Regions from separate parts of the Homo sapiens genome. Here region 2 is linked to region 1. Evidence: chromatin contacts called from ENCODE Hi-C or POLR2A ChIA-PET data. All regions are on one chromosome and are shown on one strand. Each heading gives the region's core, a stretch centred on a gene start or an enhancer-like site at or near the end of the contact. The rest is flanking DNA. Distances are from core to core; before and after follow the strand shown.

What was found. Hi-C counts contacts between places; a loop is a spot of excess contacts on that map. ChIA-PET counts read pairs that join two places held with the same protein, here RNA polymerase II (POLR2A). Pooled maps may share reads with other maps.
Region 2: a loop to region 1 is called in a map of ovary, with 1.9 times the contacts of the local background. The contact joins two enhancer-like sites. A Hi-C loop is called at or near these places in 9 of 168 maps with a recorded cell type or tissue (Caco-2, DLD1, G401 and 6 more), 4 of 37 single-sample maps with no recorded cell type and 4 of 50 pooled maps. POLR2A ChIA-PET finds 5 or more read pairs at or near these places in 4 of 52 experiments (GM12878, PC-3, activated CD4-positive, alpha-beta T cell and 1 more).

What each region holds. Positions count from the first base shown.
Region 1 is chr4:2,870,586-2,873,772 of GRCh38, reverse strand. The region is part of intron 1 of ADD1 (adducin 1); the gene reads right to left. Among named protein-coding and RNA genes, the nearest start is that of ADD1, 28 kb to the right of the region's middle. Within about 2 kb of position 1,691, at least 4 of the 41 ENCODE cell types and tissues checked have a DNase peak (open chromatin) inside an H3K27ac peak, as active enhancers do.
Region 2 is chr4:2,913,056-2,916,172 of GRCh38, reverse strand. ADD1 (adducin 1) reads right to left here. Exons shown (of 16, transcript NM_001354761.2): 14 at 1,133-1,289. Among named protein-coding and RNA genes, the nearest start is that of SLC75A1, 20 kb to the left of the region's middle. RefSeq lists an enhancer at 1,417-1,486. Within about 2 kb of position 1,690, at least 5 of the 41 ENCODE cell types and tissues checked have a DNase peak (open chromatin) inside an H3K27ac peak, as active enhancers do.

The sequences.
Region 1 (3,187 bases), core at 442-2,941:
CTGAACATTCTGAGCCAATAATAAAAATGTTCTGCTTCGTGTTTCAAAAACAATAAAAGACCAAAGAAAATCATTATGAGTCCCAATTATAAGCCATTTTCATCGGTAAAAAAGGATATGAGGGTATATTTTAGAGGTAACTATAGCTATTTCCTGGTTCCCAGAAGACAGTGAAAGACAGGAATCTTTGTAAAACCATCATATTTAAGATAAGGCAGGTATTACTTTCCCCTAGTTACAAATTGCTGTGTGAATGGGATAAGATAAACACTGCAGGCCAGGTATATACATGCTCCATTCCTTCAATAAGGAAGTCTATAAATGTAAATCAAAATGAAAGTATACACATTCTGAGCCCAGTAATCAAGATTAAGCATAATTCTACTTTGCAGTACAAACCTGTCCTTCATTTTTATCAATTATGACTGCAGGTTTCATCAACTTAGTTTTCAAGTAAAATCTCTACAGAGAAGTTATTATTTGCTGGGTACAGTGGCACATGTCTGTAATCCTGGCACTTTGGGAGGCCGAGGCAAGTGGATGCCTGAGCTCAGGAGATTGAAACCAGCCTGGGCAACATGGTGACACCCTGTTTCTAATAAAAATGCAAAAATTAGCGGGGCGTGGGGGCACGCACCTGTAATCTCAGCTACTCAGGAGGCTGAGGCACAAGAATTACTTCAACCTGGGAGGCAAAGTTTGCAGTGAGCTGAGTCATGCCGCTGCACTCCAGCCTGAACAACAGAGTAAGACTCCGTCTTAAAAAATAATAATAATATTATTTAATCAAAAAGTTAAAAAAAGAGAGAGAAAGGGAAAAACATGCAAAAAACTAACTTCTGGAACATTTTTCATAGTATCTTAGAATAAATTTAAACTAATTTAAAATAAAATAATTTTAAAAGTAGGAACAGGTCAGGCGTGGTGGCTCATGCCTGTAATCCCAGCACTTTGAGAAGCTGATGTGGGAAGATCACTTGAGCCCAGGAGTTCCAAGCTGTCTAGCTTACATAGTAAAGACTGCATCTCAACAAAAAAAATCAAAAAAATTAGCCAGGAGTGATGGCACACGCCTGTAGTCTCAGCTACTCAGGAGTCCGAGGAGAGAGGATCACTCGACCTGGGAGGTCAAGGCTGCAGAGAGCCATGATGGCACCACTACACTCCAGCATGGGTGACAGAGCAAGACCCTGACTCAAATAAATAAATGTAACATAAACATTAAAATCTGCTCAATACAATATCATGTAACTACAGAGACTCTTTAGCATAATACAGATAAAAGAGTATAAAACATATTAAGTGGCAAACTATATTTCTTATTCTATTATGTAATGCCATAATTATACACTGGCAAAATGATATAATGGCAAATAAGCTGGAATAAATTTGAGTAAGTTGATTAAAGTATGGATGAATGTTTCTCTATCTCAATATTCTATAATGTTGCTTTGATTTTACTTATGTAATACATTTTAAGATTTCACCATCAACAATATATTGATAGCTAAATTAATGAAATCTTTGGGAACAATATTTTCAAATAAACACAGACAACAGAAAACAAAAATCTGGATGAACCGTGACAAATAAGTATGGCCTGCCCAAGTGACATCTGCTTCCTCCACATCTCCCATCCCCCAGATGTCACTCAAATCCAAGTTGTCATCACTCACTTCCTGGACACTCAACGGCCTCCTAATTGGTTTCTCTACTTCCAGTCTCTTAACAACCCCCACAACAATCCATTCTCTAAAACTTGGCCATAGAGAGTTTTAATGTAAGTCAGATCATGTCACTCACTCCTCTGCTTAAAATCTGAGAACTAATATGTGGACCTTAGTAGGATCCTGATTGAAACAAACTGTAAAATAAAAATCTAAAAGTGACATTTGAGACAACTAGAAATTTGAACACTAGCTAGATTTTGATGGTATTAAGAAATTAGTTTTACATTTTAGGTGTAGTATTACTAGGATTATATTAGATACAGAAATGTTTCTGGATAAAATGACATCTGAAATGTGCCTAAAACTTATATGGGGGCAAGGGGAAATGAAGTTACATAAGACTAGCCATGAGCTAACCACTGACACTGGATGAAGGTTAGAGCAGGACTCATCACACCGTGCTGTCTATTTTGTATGTGTTTGAAACGCTCCGTGATTCTTCTTGCTCTCAGAAGAAAGCACCTCCAGACCTTACATGAGCTGGTCTCTGCCGGCCTTCAGATGAAGATATTTCAGCATGCTTTTTCAGACTGATACTACTAAGATCAGGATGAACAGCTATCTTAACATCCCTTTTTAAAAAATTTATGTTTTTATTTAATGTTTCCAAATATAAAAAGTCAAGACACTTACACCAACTATCTCAAATGACATAAAAGCAATTCAGTGTGTTTAACAATCATATTTCCCCTTCAGTTCTGCTGCTTTATACAATGGTATGATCGACAGGTAAATTGGATGGCATGTGCCTGGTTAGAAAATGTCATCTGTTGGCCAGGCACGGTGGCTCACGCCTGTAATCACAGCACTTTGGGAGGCCGAGGAGGGTGGATCACGAGGTGAGGAGATCGAGACCATCCTGGCTAACACGGTGAAACCCCATCTCTACTAAAAATACAAAAAAAAATTAGCCGGGTGTGGTGGCGCGCACCTGTAGTCCCAGCTACTCGGGAGGCTGAGACAGGAGAATGGCATGAACCCGGCAGGCACAGATTGCAGTGAGCCAAGATCATGCCACTGCACTCCAACCTGGGTGACAGAGCGAGACTCCAGCTCAAAAAAAAAAAAAAAGAAAGAAAATGTCATCTGTTTACAAAAAAAACAGCATGCAGCATAGTTTCTATTTTGTCTACAGTCAATTCACAAACTACTTACTTTGTTTTTTGTTTAGGAGGCACATGGAACTGAAAATTTTAGCTGCCCAATTTTATTCAACTACCCCACAAAAAAACACAAATGACAATCCTAACACTCTTCAATCTTTGGAGGGTTGAAATAGTAGACATTATTTGTTATCTTCAGTAGATTCAACTATTTAGCCTGAAAATGTTAACTTTTTCTCTTAACAGAGATAAATCTCCTTAGGGCCTTTCCTCTAATTTTGCTAGACTAGGTTCCAGAAGCCTAGTGAAGAACCCCTCCTGTGACATTTAAAGTGTGAAAACTGTAAAGTACTC
Region 2 (3,117 bases), core at 441-2,940, 42 kb before region 1:
AATAATAATATGCATGCTGGCTTTCCCACTAACTGATCCAAATTAGTGAATTCTTTTGTGAATGTCTGGTCACTCCATGTGGACAGAAACCTCCCTGGGAGAAGGACCAATGCCCTCCAGCCCAGAGTTCTGTGGGTTGCCCCTCGGTCCTGCTGTCTCCTCTCATCACAGCTGCTGGATGGGACCACGGCAGGACATCTTCGGGGTCAGCCTCGTTTTGGCAGAGGGGCCCCGGTGTGTCTTAGTATGGCGCGCAGACTCTTGTGAGTGGCCACCACTAGTCCTCCACATCGTCATTTACACACGTCTCCCTCCTAGCCAGGGCCACTCACAAGTGTGCCTAACTTTGCAATTTCTTTTTTTTTGAGATGCCCAGGCTAGAGTGCAATGGCACGATCTCGGCTCACCGCAACCTCCGCCCCCCGGGTTCAAGCGATTCTCCTGACTCAGCCTTCCCGAGTAGCTGGGATTACAGGCATGCGCCACTACACCTGGCTAATTTTGTATTTGTATGTATTTATGTATTTATTTTGAGACAGAGTCTCACTCTGTCGCCCAGGCTGGAGTGCCGTGGTGCAATCTCGGCTCACTGAAAGCCCTGCCTTCCACGTTCACGCCATTCTCCTGCCTCAGCCTCCCAAGTAGCTGGGACTACAGGTGCCTGCCACCACATCCGGCTAATTTTTTTTCTATTTTCCTAGAGACGGCGTTTCATCGTATTAGCCAGGATGGTCTCGATCTCCTGACCTCGTGATCCGCCCGCCTCGGCCTCCCAAAGTGCTGGGATTATAGGCGTGAGCCACCATGCCCAGCCTAATTTTGTATTTTTGGTAGAGATGGGGTTTCTCCATGTTGGTCAGGTTGGTCTCGAACTCCCGACCTCAGGTCATCCGCCCTCCTTGGCCTCCCAAAGTGCTGGATTAAAGGCATGAACCACTGTGCCCGGCCAGCAATTTCTTCCATTCTGGCCTGAGTGACTAGGTTGGAAATGAGTACTGGATAAAGTTCTGGTTTGTCTTTGATGCATGTGACTATTCTTATCACCACCCACAGCCAGCACCTGGACCACAAAGAAGCTCCCAGAGCACTTTCACCTTCTGGAGTGGCCGTGCCCAGGACCACAAGCACTCACCTTCAGAGCCCTTCTGCTTCCTCTCCACCTCCCTGCGGTACTCCTCCAGCTCACGGTCTGTGAGTGTGGTGAAGGGGTTGGGGCCCGTGGTGCTCACAATGACGTGGGGCTGGTACTCCTTTTCAATGATGGCCTTGGAGGCCGTCACCAGCTCTCCCTGTGGATGAAAGGCACATCTGGTCTGCAGGAGCCCGGCCCGATGGGGACTCTCCCTCCTCCCAGGCAGGCTGCAGGCAGGGCGGGGGCAGGAGGCTTTCCAGGAGCAGAGACCCCTGAGACTGCACTGCCATGGGCCCGAGGCCTAGGCTGAGCTGCAGCCTTCAGTGGTATATAATGGAAACACAGGTCAGTGCCACGATGAACAGATATTAACCACAAAAGAAATCCTACAGAGCCTTCCAGGTTTCAGAAGCAAAAGCCCAATGCAGACCCAAGAGCACAGAGCACCTCAGGGAGGGTGCCCACTCCTCACTGTGGAGCAGAAGGGGAAGAGGCCCTTTCCTGTTACTGTTTAAAAGTCAGTAAGTTTTCCTCATGACATCAGAAACTGTCACGAGGTACAGCACTCAGCGTAAGGCATGCTCAGAGCTTTGCTCATATTCTAAGAGCACAGGTAAGTTCTGTTCTTTTGACTGTGGTTAGTTTGTAACTAGTTCCTGGAGCTTATCCCAAAACATTCCGAGATGACAACATGCCCCAAGACACCAGTGTTTAGCTGAGGAATTTGGAAAACTCTGAAAATTTGTACCAAAGAAAAAAAGAAGAAAGCGAAGCACCAAGGCGGCTCACAGACCACACCAATCTTAAAGCAGGAGGTGGAGCCTGCAGGCCAGCACAGTGGGCTGGGTGGGCATCAGGGGGTGCGGTCCACTCACAGCCACCTGCCCCAGCACAGCGCTGTGCCCACAGTGCAGCCTGATTGGGTCAGGGGCAGGAAAATGTCCCCTAATTCCCTGGAGCTCACTTCTTTTTTTTTTTTTTTGAGACGGAGTCTCGCACTGTCACCCAGGCTGGAGTGTAGTGGCGCAATCTCGGCTCGCTGCAAGCTCCACCTCCCAGGTTCACTCCATTCTCCTGCCTCAGCCTCCCGAGTAGCTGGGACTACAGGCGCCCGCCACCACGCCCGGCTACCCTGGAGCTCACTTCTAAGACAGTTATCCAGCACTTACACACATGCACATGACTGACAGCTTCCAAAACCAAATAGAAACAGGAGAAACCACAATTCTTTGGATGCCAGGCCTGGTCCTTCAGTGCTGCTCTCAGTGCGGAGTGAACACCAGAGATGGAGAGCGTCCTAGCTGGGCTGACTCGGGAAATTCAACTCACACAGGCCGACCGCTCCTCAAGCAGAGACAGGGGAACTTGGACTGACTGGGATGGGCTGAGGGGTTACCACCTAGCATGCTGCGTACCCAGTGCTGACCAGTGACACAGAGCTCCGAGAGGGACAGATGGGCTGCTGGAACAGGCAACCTTTGCCCGGGAGCCTGGAGACTCTCGACAGTCAACAAGTCAAAGGGAACCCTCTTCTGAACCAGGTCTGACTCGAGGCCCATTGGCTTTTCGTTAAGAAGTTGCCCTGCCTCACCAAGACAGGAAGCTGAGTCCTGTCTGCCATGTCTTAGCGCTGTGGCCCGAGCCAAGTCTTTCCCTGACCAGAGGCCTGCCTCACTATCTGAAGGAGGAGCTGCTGGGCTGGCCACTGCTAAGAGCCCTCACATGATGGCACTCTAGAGATGGTATCCCAGCAACAGCAGTTTGGCTGGCTGCACCTGCATCCTGATATCACTGCCAATGAAATGAGAAGGTGATACAAGAGAAATGCTTAAGTTCATTTAAATCAAGTGGTTAAAATTAGTAAAGGAATCAAATATCAAGAATCAACTATCAGGCCAGGCATGGTGGCTCACACCTGTAATCCCAGCACTTTGGGAAGCTGAGGCGGGTGGATCACCTGAGGTCAGGAGTTCAAGACCACCCTG